Linked DNA regions of Mus musculus: region 2 is linked to region 1. The links are chromatin loops, found by intact Hi-C in ENCODE. Cell type or tissue: left cerebral cortex. All regions are shown on one strand.

Region 1 (8,000 bases):
CCCTCTGCCTAGAACTGCTCATACAGCCCAGTTTCCAAAAATCCAGCCTCTCATTCCTGAAGTGAGTGCACCACCTTTGCTGCACGCTGGTAATCTAGGCTCGTGCCTCAAGCTGATAGTAGTGCCAGCTAAGGTTGATGATACAGCTACAAGTACTGTGCCAAGTGCCTCACCCAAGGCCCTGGCAGCTTGCCAAAGCCCTGCAGCCCAGCATTCAGGAGAAGAGAATGGAACTGGGGTTATAGTAAGGGTGATGCACTTTTTCTCCTAATCTGAAACCTGACTGTGACCAGAGAACCTCTTTGCAGAGTGTAAAGACAAATCCTTTCTAAAAGTCGAGGACAAAACTGATTGTACATATGAAATGCAGCCAATGGGACAAGGTCCTGGGGCAAGTGGCTACCTGACCCAGGAAACACACAGGCCTTCATGAAATGGTGCTTTTGTATCCCTCCCCCGCCCCAAGCACTAGGGAACCGAAACCAGAAGCCTGAACAAGGCCTGAGGCAGCTGCAACCACAAGAGGCACAAAGAAGGGGAGGGGCTGTCAGAGAATAAAGTTTACACTGGTTTAAAGTAGCCTTTCTCAGTGTCTGCCAGGCATCCCTGGCCCTAGCCCACCTCATAAAGTAGCTGGGATCTGGGTGGAAGGGTGGCTACACTGGGGGTAGGACATCAGGGGTGGGGGTGAGAAAGGTTGTCAGGCTTCTATGGCAGAGGCCAGGTATCCCTATCCCTGGGAGGGAGGGAGGCAACTAGGCAGGTTGCTTGCCAAGCCTGTCAGTAACTAACCCGACGTGCCTGGGGTTCTGACAGCCTTGACCCTGAGCAGCAACACTACTGCTGTAGCCACTGTGCTGAGCTCTGCTTGTTAACCTCTGCTTGGGCTGAGTCATGCCCATAATACTGGACAGCCCAGCCAGCCAACTCTGCTGGACGCCAGCCTTCAAAGGGCTCAGAGAGGCAAGAGAGGTTAGGAAGCAGGCTCTGTCCTATGCTCCCAGAGATGGTAGGAGTCTAATTCCTCCCAGGTGGCTGCAGGAGTGGTTGACTGCAAGATTGGAGTAAGCTGGACCAGTAGCATCACAAATCACTAGAATCCAAAGCTAGAATCCAAAATGTCCAAGACAATTTTACCAAGGAAGCAGAAGTGGCTTGGAGGTTGCAGGCAGCCAGCACAGGGAAGTTCCCACCCAATGGTGCCATTTCTCCATTTCTGCATCTTAAGGTTATAGCCATCCAAAGCCTACCCCCAAGCTTGTCCCAGTGTCTATCTACAACTTTAACATCAGCCTGAGAAGGCCTTGTTGGGCTTCCCTTACTGCTTATAGCTGACTGCAATAGGTCTCCCAGCCACCTCCTCTGCTATTTAAGCAGCATCTCAACCTGCCCCACCTCATGGCCCCCGTAGAAGGCAATTTCCTCTGAGTTGGCCACCACTCGAGAGTGCATGTAGCGCAGTTCCCCCTTTCGCCGTGCCTCCTCTGCCACTAGCTCCCCAAACTTGGGAGAGAAGGCTCGAAGCACGTTGGCTGTGAGGAACACCACCAGGCCAGCGATGGCTGAGGGCCAGGCTGTGCCAGCTCCTCGGGATCGGGCAGCTCGAAGGAGAGTGTAGGAGGTCACAGCCACATCCAGGAGTGGCTTGGTCAGGTTGGAATAAAGGTGGGCTACAGAGGCAGCAAAGGCTACCACATCCTCTGTCAGAGACTGATCAGGGTTTCGAAGTCGTCCATCCATGTTGCTTACTCGGTAGTAAGTCTGTTGGGAGAAGTAGAGTCCATAGGCATGAGCTACTAGACGGCTTCGGAAAGAAAGAGCCAGCTGGCCCTCTAGGTAGCGGATGGCACTGTTGATGAAAGTGGCAGGAAGGGCGATGAGGAGCCACTGCAGCAGTTGCCAGCTAAAGGCCCGCGGGTCCTTACGTACAATGCAGCGGGCCAGTCTGCCGTCCAGGCGGGCAACATACACAGACAGGAAAGTTCGGCTTACCAGGGCAGCAGAATGCAGGGCCAGCAGCCCTGTTTCCCGGCACAAGACTCGGGGGAACAGCAGCCTCAGGAGCGCCAAGAGCCGCTGCAGGAATACCCGGTTCATGCCAGCCTTGGTTGCGGTGGCTCCAGAGGCCTCTTGAGTGGGCTCCCCAGCTGGCACCTGAGGACCTCTGGCAGGAGTCAGACACTGCCGTACTAGAGGGTAGATTTTGTGGACTCCATAGGCTGTGAGGGCCAGGACCACAGCTGTGCGCTTCAGCGTGGTCACCCGTGAGGGCCGGGGAGTGGAGAGCACCGGCATGTCACCTGGACTGGTGAGCAGGCTGAGGGCTGGAACTGCTGCCTGAGGCTACAGTTGCAGACAGATCCTGGAAGGGTTGTTGCTCTGACCCAGGGCTCGTTGTCTAGGCAACTGGAAACCTTGAAGTGATCCCTGAGACTGTTGCTTTAGGCCCTCGCGGTGGTGCTGGGGCCCCTGGATCGGTTGGGTTAGAATCCTCCAGGGTCGTGGCCTCTTCAGGCAGCCCGGGTGGAGGAACTGGCTTCCCTCTACAGACTGTCCCCTTAGCCCCTGAGGTCAGAGCCTCGAGAGGTCTTAAGGAGAGAGGCTGTGTCTTTCCTTCCACCTCCCTCCTCTTACTGCTCCTCCCCCCCCACCCCCCGTGACGCCCCTCCCCGGGGCACCAGGCGTGTTTGTCCGCTGAGCAGCCCGGCAGTAACGACAGCGTCTACGCCAAGGCCCAGAATCCCCACCCACCTACCCCTCCCCAGGGGTGGTGATGGGGAAGAGGAGGCGGAGTTGAGGCAAGAGGCGGAGTCCGAGTTAGGGGTGCCCCACCCCGTTCTCGCCCTACCGTTGGACCCCTCCCCCTCTCCGACAACAGAAACGAAGCAAGTCCGCGTACACTACAGAAGCGGCCCCAGCCCTCCCGCCAAGGCGCCTCCAAGCTCCACCCCTGCGTGTCCGAAGTGTCAGAGGCGCGGCAGGGGGCCTTCAACCGTCAGCCTCTACTTCCTTTCTAGACCTTGGCAACAGGCCGCGCCTAAGGGCGGGGCGGGAAACGACAATGGGCGGAGCCGTTAGGGGCCTCTAGAGGACTTGTAGGCGGGGCCTGACGCGCGTTTCCGGTTTCCGCCCGCGGGCTAGGGGGCGGGCCTGAGCATTGGTGAGAGTTTGGTAGTTGCGGTGGGGCGTGCGAGTAGGCTGAAGCTCGGTAAGCTGGGTCCGCATGCATGGCTGACTTTCGGACCAACGAGGTTCCCCCCCAGTCCCTTCATGAGGGAGGAAGGCGAGCATCCCAGAAATACTGTGGGTTCTGGGAAGTGTAGGGATCCGGGCCGACTTCGGAGTTTAGGGCAGGATCAGGCATAGGGATGTTGTGGAGGTAGGTGGAGCGGGACTCTAGGGGACGCGAGGACAGGGGCCAGTCCTCCCCACCCCCCCCCAGAAGAGCTGCCCAGGTAGGCCCAGCTCCTCGAAAGCCACCTGGCGCTGTGGACTTGGGCGTTGTGGCTTGCTAGGGATGCAGGGAGGTCCCTTTTTTGGCTTCGGGAGAGACTTTCTGGTTCTGGAACTTTCTCTGGGTAAGGCCTGGACGTGCTCTGTGGAGACCTGTATTTGCTTTTGGCCTGGATTCCCGCCCTCTAGGAGTCGCTCTTGTGGGCCTTTTGAGAGTAAATGGAGGCCTACACCCTGTGCATTCGTGCGAGCATTCGGAAGGCCTATCTAGTTTTCAAAAGCAGCTTTAGAAGGAGGCTGGAGGCTACTAGGGTTATCAGCCCCTCATAAGCTCTGGAGGAAATGGGCCTGCTTTCTTGTGCAGAGGCTTAGGTGGTGGCGTTTGCAGAAAATACATGTATGAACACTGCAGTCCCAGTCCCACTGTAGAAGCGACTGGAAGACATGTATAGCTCCTGGCAGCAGAGGCTTCTACTCTTGGAAGGAAGCCTAATGGGTGCTGAGGTCCTTCTGTTTACGTACTGTTCTTTTGAGAAACATTTTCTTAAACAGGTCTAGCCTTACAAGGGAGCCTGATGGGTGCTGAGAAGGTTCTCCTATTCTTATGAGAAACATTTTCTTAGTTAAACAGGCTTAAGAGTCTCTTGGACGGCCCCGGGGAAAGGAATCATGAACAAAAGTACCTAGTCATAGTAACATACTTGCTGGAGGGGCACAAGTAACTGTCCCAGGCAAGGGAAGTTTGTTGGCTGGCTAGAATCATTGGTCAAGTGTCTGCTGTTGGGTTAAACCCTGTTTCAACCAGGGTTTCAAAAGCTCTGAAGCAGAATCCTGTGGTCTGTTGTGAAGAATAGCAGCCCCAGCCTCTCCAGGGTCCCTGAGCAGTCCCTGTCAGTGACTTTCCAGCTCTCATGGTTCCTCCTGTTTCTTCTGTATCCTGCCAGGAAACAAGCTCCCATCCCTCTGTTGGAACCCTTTAAGTCACAGGATGAGTTTGCAGTGGACTACAGTTGCCACCTTCCTCTACGCAGAGGTCTTTGCTGTGTTGCTTCTCTGCATTCCCTTCATTTCTCCAAAAAGGTATGGCTAGTGGAACAACAAAGCAAGCATATGATGAGGGTGCTATCAAACCCTGAACCTTGTAGTTTCTGTGTGCAAAATTGGTGGACCCTGAAATTGAGGCTATATGGAAACAAGTAAAACCTGTCTTGAGTAAGGGTGTCAGGAGTATGATTTTTTTTTTCTTATCACCAATCTTGAACATTGTCTGGCTTTGTCACCTCGTCATTTGCTTTCCTGTGCACACTGTCTTCTGGTTTTTGCAAAAGAAGATTTGACTTCAACTTTTTTGAGTAATATTCTCTTGCCAACCCTTGGGCCTCAGGGCTGTAGGGGATAATTGTGTGGAAACTTGAATACTTGCACCATTGGCTTACATTGTTGCCGATTTGCTGACTTTTGACCTCCTAGCTAACTCCTACTGGCATTGCTTAGTAGGCTCATGAGCATTACTCAGCCTATGAAGGATGGAAGCTATAGTCCCTTTTAATAAAAAACAGGCTGGGCGTGGTGGCGTACGCCTTTAGTCCCAGCACTTGGGACGCAGAGGTAGTGGATTTCTGAGTTTGAGGCCAGCCTGGTCTACAGAGTGAGTTCCAGGACAGCCAGAGCTACACAGAGAAACCCTGTCTCGAAAAACAAAAAACAACCCAAAAAACCAGGATTTGCTAAACGTTATTTAGATATTGTTTCAATCATTTGTAGTATATCAACACTATTCGTATTTAAATTAGGATTTATAAAATTGCCATAGTTAATAATACCTAAGGAATATTCTTGCTAAAACCCACATTGACATTTAGTTCACAGGAAATACAGTGACCAAAACGCTGGTGGAACTGGAGTCTTGGATACTCTCTAGGACAACTAACTTTGTTCCACCACTTAGGAGGTGAAGGCAGGGTTAGGAGTTCAAGACCTATCTTGGCTACATAGCAAATTTGAGGTTAGCTTGAGCTAAATGAGACCTGGTATGAAAAGGAAAAGGATTACGGAAATGGCTCTGTAAGTAAAATGGTTGCTTGAACAAGTATAAATTCAAAATCTGAGTTTGATCTCTATCATTGATGTAAAATCTGGACATAGGAACACACTTCTGTAATAGAGTGTGGTAGAGGCAAAGATAAGGAGGATCCTAGCCAGTCTAGCTGAATCAGTAAGTTCTAGGTTCAGTGAGACCACTGGGAAAAAAAGAAAGTAGAGAATGATTAGAGAAGATAACCACTTCAAGCCCACACACTCATGCATATGCACAGGTACAAACACACAGAAAAATTGAAAGGAAAAAAAAGCAGGAAGGAGAGACTGATTAAGACCAACTTAAAAGCCGGGCGTGGTGGCGCACGCCTTTAATCCCAGCACTCGGGAGGCAGAGGCAGGCGGATTTCTGAGTTCGAGGCCAGCCTGGTCTACAGAGTGAGTTCCAGGACAGCCAGGGCAACACAGAAACCCTGTCTTGAAAAAACCAAAAACAAAAAAAACAAACAAACAAAAAAGACCAACTTAAAATACTAAATGTAAATTCAGAATCATGTCAGGTCATGTTTCTAACAAACCAAGTGTTGCTTTTTAACTTTGCATCTGATCTCGATATGTAGTCTTGGAACTAGCAATGTAGACGAGTTTCCATCTGCCTCTCAAGTGATGGGAGTAAAGGGCATGCACCACCATGATCAGCCGAGCTTGCTGATTTTTAACAGCATGAAACTCCTCCCGAAGGCTCTTTAGATGATATAGCTAAATTATTTGTTCATAGAAATGATGGAGAGTCTAGATTCCTTTTCATAACCTAGGGTGGTAGGAGTCTAGACCAAAAAAAAAAAAAGTATCACATTTTAAACAAAGGGGAGCCAGGAATAGTGGTGGCACACTTCTTTAATCCTGCCATTGTGAGACAGGCAAGCGGATCTTTGCGAGCTTGAGGCTAGCCTCATCTACATAGTGAGACCCTGCCTGTCTCAAAACCATGTTTGTAGCAGGTGTTTTATCTACTACAAAGGGAAGTATGATGAAAAGTAAGTTACCCTTACTGGAAACTGCCAGGATTTTAAAGATTGACTTTCCAGGTGTTTCTGCATATGCATAAACATCTTTTTCTAAATCCTTTTGAAGTTAATGAATAGGAAAGGCATAGCAGTAGCTGAGACTGATTTTTGTATGGGGCCTCGTAGCCACTGCAGAAGAGCACCAAGTTGTCCTTAAATTTTGCTTAGGGTTTGGATTGCAAAAGTTCATTTTCTTCAATATCTGTCTTCATTTCTTTCACAGATGGCAGAAGGTTTTTAAATCCCGGCTGGTGGAGTTGGTAGTGACCTATGGCAACACTTTCTTTGTGGTTCTCATCGTCATCCTTGTACTGTTGGTTATTGGTGAGTGAGCTGTAGCAGGAGGTTGCTATCTGACCAGATCCTGTGTCATGGCTTCTAAAGCTCTGTGCCACATTGGAAAATAAGCATTCTCAGAATCAAACTCAATAAGTGCCCTTTGATAATCTGTTAAGGAAGTGCTTGCTATTAGCAGGACCTTCATTTCAAGATGTTCCTATAGCAGTCCATATGGACTTAAACTCAATGGCCTTTATATACTCTTATGACCACATTTGTTACCAAGATACCCTACCCTAGTTATTTTAGAACTGGTACTAAGAGAAGCTAATGGTCTGTGACCCTGATTCAAATAGTGGTGTTTATTAGTCATGTGGATCAGACTTCTTTTTTAAGAAATTATTTTGTCTTTTATTTGTCATTGTTATTATTTTGTTTTTTTGAGACAATGTCTCTATGTGGCCCTGGATGTCATGGCACTTGCTCTGTAGACCAGGCTGGCCTTGAATTTATAGAGATCCATCTGCTGCTTTCTAAGTTCTGAGATTAAAAAGGTGTGCACTGGGCTGCTTTTGTTATCTTAAAAATGTTGTTTTCTTAATCTTAAAAAAGACACCTGAGTTTGTTTGTTTGTTTGTTTGTTTGTTTTCTTTTGAGACAGAGTCTTACACTGTTGTCTAGGTTGTCATTAAACTTTTTTTGAGACAGGGTTTCTCTGTCTTGATTCTTCTAGAACTCACTCTGTAGACCAGGGTGGCCTCAAACTCAGATATCCACCTGCCTCTGCCTCCCATGTGCTGGGATTAAAGGTGTGCACCACCACTGCTCATCTTTAAGCTCTTGATCCTCCTGGCTCAGTCACTTGAGTACTGGGGTTATTATGTATATATGTACCAGCATGCCTGGGGACACAGGGCTTCCAGGTATAGAACTTAACAACCAAATAAACAGCCTAGTTGGAAAGGGGGTTATGTCTTTTTTCTTTTTTCTTTTTCTTTTTTTCTTTTTTCTTTTTTGGTTTTTCGAGACAGGGTTTCTCTGTGTCTCTGTGTATCTCTGACTGTCCTGGAACTCACTTTGTAGACCAGGCTGGTCTCGAACTCAGAAATCCACCTGCCTCTGCCTCCTGAGTGCTGGGCTTAAAGGCGTGTGCGTGCCACCACG
Region 2 (8,000 bases), 220 kb before region 1:
CTCTCCAGTTTCACGGCCATCTCTGCAATTCTTTCAAATGAGAGACTAGAGTGACCCTTCTGGTTTTCCTATTTCATACATTTTTGTTGTTGTTTTTCAGACCCCTCCATATCCATTCACAACTTTTCCTATTATTCAGCCAGTCTCCCAAACTTTTTTGAAACGGAAAACATGAAGAAGACAAAGAAATAGAAAACCCCCTGTGGGAACAAAGTGGGAGAGAACCCAGCCGCCGCCGCTGTAGTAAACCTTTTGCTGACATTCTGAAACAGTATATTAATCCCTTCATACCCTGATGTGTCCTCTACAGCATGAGAAACTGCGTTTCCCATAATCCCTACATCTGGGCACCACTTGTTGGCATATATATTTTGATTGAATTCCTATATCTCTACTTTCTTTCCAACCCAACACTAGGTAGGAGAGAAAGGTTAGAGGGGAAAGGAAGCAACCTCTTTCAGCCAACAAAATAGACTACTTCCTGCTCATTAGGGTCATCCTGTTTCATGGGGCAAGTCCAGTCTTTGTCATCAGAATATTCAGCAGCCCAGCACAACAGCCATCCAGCAATAGCAAATCCAACAGCAGGGATGGGGGGCAGGACCCTCAGCAGGAAGGAGGAACAGTAGCCACAGCAGGCCTTCTTGGATATTGAATTTTTTTTAATTAGGTATTTTCTTCATTTACAGGGGATCTTGAATTTATACTCTCTCCAGAGTCCCCAAAATTAAACTATCTGCAGCTGGCAAAAATCATGCGCCCCCACCCCCATCAAGAGCATAAGACAATCATAGTTGATGCTGTGGATGAAATGAAATAGCCCTATATCCCACACCTGGGATAAAACACAAACATTCATATAACATAACTGGATTTTTAAATAAACCAAAACTTACTACAGTTTGTTTTTTGAAGGTATCCTGTCAGTAAAGAGAGCAAAGGAAAGTTCCACTAACCTATGTAGCTGGTCTTTGCTACATTGTGGGCTCTTTTTTCCTCACCCTTTATCCTCCAGTTTATCCCCCTAACACTAAATAGGAGAGGAACAAGGATAGAGATGAGAGGAATTAGGAAAATCCCTGAATGTAATTTCTTTTTGTTTCTTCTTTGACCACTGCTACTAACAAACTGCAACCAATCTCCATAAATGACCAACATTCACCAACCTTACCTCTCGGGGGTCCTTGTATTTATATATATATATATATATATATATATATATATATATGTATATGTATATTTTCTGAAAAGTTCCTAGAATTCCAAACATCCACAATCACAGAAATTATCTGCAGCTGGCAGAGCCATGCCTCTGTGGCAGCATGGGGCAAAATCATGGTGAGCTGCTACAAACAAGTCTACAGCAGCCCCATATCCCTATACCTGGGATTAAAACAAAAGCACATTCTTATAATAGTCATGTGGTTTTAAAGTAAATTCCAGAATTCTCACTAAAAGCTTGCCACAGGCCCAGGAAGAGGAGCAATACACTGTCCTTCAGATAGGAGGTTTGAGAACAATGTCCAGGGATAGGAGGACATGGGTCAGCAGAGGTAAGTTGTCCTGTGCAGATTTGCTAAGACATGTGGACATTTAGCCTGGGAGAAATGCAAGGGTTCTTTTTCCCACCCTACTCCTGTAGCTGTTACCTATGGAGCTACCCTTCTTCCCTGTGCTCACCTTCTCATCCCACTCTGGAAGGCAGGCAATATAGAGGGCTAGAAGGATGGGCAAGTAAAGAGTATACTGCTCTTGCAAAGGACCAGAGTTCAGTCCTCAAGCTTCTTCATTGAGCAGCTCCAGGAGGATTCAATGCCTCTGGCCTCCATGGACAACCCACCCACACAGACACATGCGTACATGCATATAATTAATATAATTAAAAATATTTTAAAGGAATATATCAGAAGTGCTTTGGTGCAGCTTGAAGCTGGATGTGATGCAACACACTTGTAGTCCCAGCCCTGAGAGGTGAACGCAAAGGAGCAGGAGTTCAAAACCATTCTTGGTTAATAGAGTTCAAGGTATCCTGTGATACATGAGACCCTATTGCAAACAAACTAGCAAACTGAGCTCCTGGGGAGAAAGGCATCATAGCTTTGCATCACCCTATTCCCATGAGACTCAGGGCCAGGGAACCACCCATTCTATCATACCAATGCTCTTAACTTGGCTGAGCTTGAAAGGGATGATATGTGTGTAAGAGAAGCTGGGAGACAATGAAGATGGATAAATACAGCTTAAATAACAGCATGCAAGCTTTCCTGGATACAGAGCCAAGGTCCCTGGGCATGACCTAGGCTAAGGGTAAAGATGAACAGAGCAGCTTCAGCAGATACTTAACAGACACTGAGATCAGGCTTATTCCTAAACACCATAAAGATGAAGTGTTTCAGGATGAAAGAGCCATTCTACAACCTGCAGAGCCACCCAGTAGCCATAACCTGGAAAGTAGCAGTCATTGCGAAATGAGTCAACACACAGCTGGGAAGGGGCAGGTAGCACAAGAACATAACCATATCTAGAAACTGAATTCTTTTTACTGACCAACTCCCAAAGCAGCATTGATGAGTCAGGAAGTCTAGTTACTTTACACTCCTGGGTTGCAGTCCATCATTAAGAACATGTTCAAGGAACTGGAGTGATGACTCAGCAGTTAAGTGCACTGTCTGTTCTTCCAGAGGCCCCAGGTTCCATTTCCAGAACCCACGTGGAGACTCACAACCAGCTGTAAGTCCAGGTCCAGAGGATCCAATACCCTCTTTTGGCCTCTAAGGATACTGCATGCATGTGGTGCACAGACATACATAGAGGCAAAAGCAAAAGCAAACAAAAAATAAACCACCACCACCAACAACAACAACAAAACACTGAAACATAAAATAAAATGACAAAAGAAAATGCAGGCAGTGGTGGCTCACGCCTTTAATCCCAGCACTTGGGAGGCAGAGGCAGGCAGATTTCTGAGTTCGAGGCCAGCCTGGTCCCCAGAGTGAGTTCCAGGACAGCCAGGGCTACACAGAGAAACCCTGTCTCGAAAAAACAAACAAACAAATAAAAAAAGACAAAAGAAGGGCTGGTGAGATGGCTCAGTGGGTAAGAGCACCAGACTGCTCTTCTGAAGGTCCGAAGTTCAAATCCCAGCAACCACATGGTGGCTCACAACCATCCGTAATGAGATCTGACGCCCTCTTCTGGAGTGTCTGAAGACAGCTACAGTGTACTTACATATAATAAATAATAAATAAATCTTAAAAAATGTTTTAAAAAAAAGACAAAAGAAAATCAGAACAAGTACCTCTGGCATTCTGGTTGAAATTCTCACTCCACAGAATTCTGCTGAGCAATGAGGGTGCCCAGTGGGTAGCAAGAATGGGGAACAGATTAACCAGCCTGTCACAGAGCCAACCTATACTGTGTACCTAGGAGGAAGGGCCAGAGAGCTGGAGGATGCCCACTCTACTCTGCATGGTTATCACCTGTTTTTCCAGAATCATCCTTGGGGGTGAAGTATCCAGCAACTGGCAACCAGGGCTAATGGTTGTAAATTACTGGACTCAGACAGCTGAAGCTAAAGGAAAGGGCTTGCCGACAATATGGGGTCACAGGGTCTCAGGATTCAGTCATTCCAGGGGCACCCTAACTTCACAATCTGTTGAGATCACCAGCCTCAGCTGCCAGGCCCAGATTCAGTCTCCTACCTACTCCCTCCTCATAAGGCCAGACTTCCTCACCCAGTTCCCACCAGGGGGATCTAGAGCTTGACTGCTCAGTCCAGGCCTAGAAGAGCAGAAGGCGGGGTTTGAAACCCCGCCCTTCGTCCCGCCCCCAACTCGGGGCCCTTCGGAACTCTGAAGAGGATCAGGTGGGTGGGACACTGCTCGGTCAGCTGAGTGATAGTCACGGGATCGCGACCAAGTCTGAATTCCTGGAGGAAAGCAGATGATGGACCTAGGACTCCTAATGTTACAGGTATGTGGTAGTGGATGGTTCCAACTAATGGTGGGGTCAGAAGCCCATTGAAGAGGTGGGAGTACTGTATCCTTGGCTCGAGGCCCTGTGGTGGTGGGGTGGAATCAAGTAGCTCTGGGGCCTACTCGAGTTGGTTCAGGAAGTCCCTGTGAAGGAAGAGCTGTGCTTCCCTGCTCTGCCCTGATTCACTTCACAGGACATGGAGAAGGAACGGGAGACACTGCAGGTCTGGAAGAAGCGTGTGGAACAAGAGCTTGATCGTGTGATCGCTTTCTGGATGGAGCATTCCCATGACCAGGAACACGGGTTAGCTATCCTGCCATGATCCTCCTAGGGCCCCCCTCCCCCTATCTCACTTGGAGGTGACACACAGATCTACTGACCTGAGGAGAGTAGTGAAGCTATGGAGAACGGCTCTTTCCTTCACTTTCTGACAACACTTGTCTCACAGGGGCTTCTTCACATGTCTTGGCCGTGATGGGAAGGTATATGATCACCTCAAATATGTTTGGCTGCAGGGGAGGCAGGTCAGTTTGCACACTTAAGGTGTTCACACAACAATAGGGTATACCCAGGGATACTTAGGATTCCCTCCACCCCAGCTACTCCTCTCTAAACTGTGTTCCCTCACAGGTATGGATGTATTGTCGCTTATACCGCAGTTTTGAGCGCTTCCGCCGTGTTGAGCTTCTGGATGCAGCAAGAGCAGGTCCCCTCTCCTAGCCCTATCTCCCCAGGGGCTTCAGTGGGTTATGTATTCAATGTATCTAAAGGGCTCTAGAAGAGGAAAGGGACTGGCAGGTTCCAAGAGGCAGTATATTCAGAGTCCTTACCTACCATGCATACTTTCCAACCACCAGGTGGTGAATTTTTGCTGCGTTATGCCCGGGTGGCACCACCTGGCAAGAAATGTGCTTTTGTGCTGACTCGGGATGGCCGGCCAGTGAAGGTGCAGCGGACCATTTTCAGCGAGTGCTTCTACACCATGGCCATGAATGAACTGTGGAAAGTAACGGGGGAAGTGCGTTATCAGGTATGTAGGAGCCTGTAGGGGATCACAGGCTGTTGGACATGAGTGTACTCTAATGACAGGCCTGGGAACCTGCCACAAGACCCATTTACTCGTTTCCTACCATTTTGTGACCACATGTTTCCTCAGCGCTCTCTAACCCTAACCCTAAAGGGACCCTGGGCAAACAGTGCCCTGTGTCCAGGTAGAAAAGGTTTTCGCTTTCTTCACTGGGCCCTTCTGCCTGAGAGTGACCTGAATCCCAGAGTCCCCGAAAATAGTATTGGGAGAAGAAGCTGAGCCCTGAGTCCTTGGGGGAAGAAGTATGTGCTGGGACAGGGCAGCCTCTCTGGTCTCCTCACAGAGTGAAGCCATAGAGATGATGGATCAGATCATCCACTGGGTACGGGAGGACCCGGCTGGGTTGGGCCGGCCTCAGCTCTCAGGGGCACTGGCCACAGAGCCCATGGCAGTGCCCATGATGCTGCTCAGCCTGGTGGAGCAGCTTGGAGAAGAAGATGAGGAGCTGACCAACATGTATGCAGAACTAGGGGACTGGTGTGTCCACAGGATTCTTCAGCATGTCCAGGTAGGCACAACCCAGGGTCCTCAGGAAGGTGGAGCCCAGCTTGCTGAGGGCGGAAATGGGTGTGTCCTAAGACAGAAGAGGCCAGAGCAACAGACACATTCTGAGCTATGGAAAGGAGGTCTTGATCTATGTTCTTCCCTTTGATGCCTCTGTGGCATCAAACTCAGTCTTGCCTGTCTCCTCATTCAGGGTTTTACCCTCTTCACTTGAGAGACCCAGACCTAAGCAAGAAGGATCAGAACCTACTGGGTTCATGGGAGACAATCAGCCATTCCAAAAATGTTCTGGAGCAGGGCGTGGTACACATATCTGTAATTCCAGAACTCTGGAGGTGGAAACAGGAGAATTTAGAGTTCAAGGTCAGCCTTGCTTGTATAGTTTGAGACCAGCCTGGGCTACCAAGACTATGTCAAAACATACAACCAAAAATGCCCCTTTAGACCTATTGAGTAGGTATATGGCTGGTACCAAGGGCAGAGGAAGGGATTTTCGAAGTTAGATCTTTCTTCTTCTTCTTTTTTTTTTTTTTTTTTTTTTTTTTTGGTTTTTTTGAGACAGGGTTTCTCTGTGTAGCCCTGGCTGTCCTGGAACTCACTCTGTAGGCCAGGCTGGCCTCAAACTCAGAAATCCACCTGCCTCTGCCTCCCGAGTGCTGGGATCAAAGGCGTGCGCCACCCCGCCCGGCTCCAAAGTTAGATCTTTCTGATTGGGTGACCTGAACTGGAAACATTTGTCTCTTGTCCTTTTCCTGGCAGAGGGATGGACAAGTTGTACTGGAGAATGTATCAGAGGATGGAAAAGAGCTTCCTGGTTGCCTTGGAAGACATCAGAACCCAGGTGAAGGCATGTGCTATGCCTGTTAGGAAAAAAAAAAAAACCTCATCATTGAGTTTGGGGTATAATATGGGAGGGGTAGCCCTCCTCCCTCCACCAAGGAGCAGGCAATGGGCGGGGACAGACTGCCCAGGAGTGGGCATGGAGTCCAGGCGGAAAGGCAGGGTATCTTGTGACAGAGTTCAAGCATCTCTCACCCTTGATAAGGAAGGGAGGTGCCAGGAGCTCCAGCCCTCAGATGCCTTGAAGTGGGAAACCTGATCCTTGCCTTACTTTCCTCCAACTCTGACTAGGCCACACACTGGAAGCTGGCTGGTTTCTGCTCCAGTATGCCCTCAGGAAAGGTGACCCCAAACTTCGAATGCACATCATTGACAAGTTTCTCTTATTGCCTTTCCACTCTGGATGGGACCCTGAACATGGAGGCCTCTTCTACTTCCAGGATGCGGATGGTCTCTGCCCTACCCAGGTGGGAGTGCCCAGAATAGCTTGCAAGAAGCCTATTATATAGTAGGAGCTGGGTATGATTGTGCATGCCTTTAATCCTAGTACTTGGGAGGCAGAGGCAAGCGGATCTCTGTGAATTTTAGGCTAACCTGGTCTACAAAATGAGTTCTGGGACAGTCAGATCTACATAGGAGATCCTGTGTCAAAAACAGTAGCAGCAGCCGGGCGTGGTGGCGCACGCCTTTGATCCCAGCACTTGGGAGGCAGAGGCAGGCGGATTTCTGAGTTCGAGGCCAGCCTGGTCTACAGAGTGAGTTCCAGGACAGCCAGGGCTACACAGAGAAACCCTGTCTCGAAAAACCAAAAAAAAAAAAACAAAACAAAACAAAAAACAGTAGCAGCAACAACAAAAATTTGAACCTAGAGCCAAAGTCTCTCCATCTTATATCCTGGGAAATCCATTAGAGAAGAGAATTTGTGCAAATGCTGATGCCAAGACACATGTCCCTCTGTCTGGTGCCAGCAGCTCAAAGGGCTCTTGGGTGATTCTCACTTGGTGGCAGGCAGGGGTGGAATTGTTCCTCTGATTGTTTTCTGATCCTTCTGGAGATCTGCAGAGGATATTGTACAACATGGGTAGCAGCAGTGTCCAAAAGGCCAAAAGACAGTGTGACAAGGCAGACAGCATTCTAATTCAAAGACTAAAGTCTTCCCTAGTACTTGTCTCCTTTTAAGGAGCTGCTTAGGGTACATACAGGTCAGAAGGCTAGCCCTACTCTTTTTTTTTTAATTAATTTATTTATGTATATGAATATACCATTGCGCGCTCTCTCTCTTTTTTTAAAGATTTATTTATTTATTATATGTAAGTACACTGTGGCTGTCTTCAGACACACCAGAAGAGGGCATCAGATCTTGTTACAGGTGGTTGTGAGCCACCATGTGGTTGCTGGGATTTGAACTCATGACCTTCGGAAGAGCAGTCAGTGCTTTTACCCGTTGAGCCATCTCACCAGCCCCCCCCTTTGTTTTGTTTTTCGAGACAGGGTTTCTCTGTGTAGCCCTGGCTGTCCTGGAACTCACTCTGTAGACCAGGCTGGCCTCGAACTCAGAAATCCGCCTGCCTCTGCCTCCCAAGTGCTGGGATCA

What was found. Hi-C counts contacts between places; a loop is a spot of excess contacts. Peaks named below come from ENCODE experiments on the same cell type or tissue, not always from the same donor. Only the 100,000 strongest peaks of a DNase experiment are listed, where the experiment ranks them.
Region 2: it touches region 1 in a loop (2.1-fold over the local background); 3 of 42 quality-filtered maps call a loop at or near these places.

What each region holds. Positions count from the first base shown.
Region 1 is chrX:73,711,326-73,719,325 of GRCm38, reverse strand. It overlaps Bcap31 (B cell receptor associated protein 31), which reads left to right and starts at 3,122. Exons shown (of 8, transcript NM_012060.5): 1 at 3,122-3,208; 2 at 4,398-4,533; 3 at 6,781-6,881. The coding sequence starts at 4,442. Abcd1 (ATP-binding cassette, sub-family D (ALD), member 1) reads right to left here and starts at 2,729. Exons shown (of 10, transcript NM_007435.2): 1 at 1,396-2,729. The coding sequence starts at 2,295. In left cerebral cortex, a CTCF peak has its summit at 3,642; DNase peaks (open chromatin) are centred at 2,405, 2,860, 3,025, 3,676 and 3 more places; H3K4me3 peaks cover 2,450 bases; H3K27ac peaks cover 1,582 bases.
Region 2 is chrX:73,926,686-73,934,685 of GRCm38, reverse strand. It overlaps Renbp (renin binding protein), which reads left to right and starts at 3,836. Exons shown (of 11, transcript NM_023132.3): 1 at 3,836-3,972; 2 at 4,169-4,278; 3 at 4,424-4,499; 4 at 4,606-4,681; 5 at 4,833-5,005; 6 at 5,346-5,570; 7 at 6,326-6,407; 8 at 6,698-6,873. The coding sequence starts at 3,943. In left cerebral cortex, no CTCF peak of the experiment used is centred here; a DNase peak (open chromatin) is centred at 3,808; H3K4me3 peaks cover 473 bases.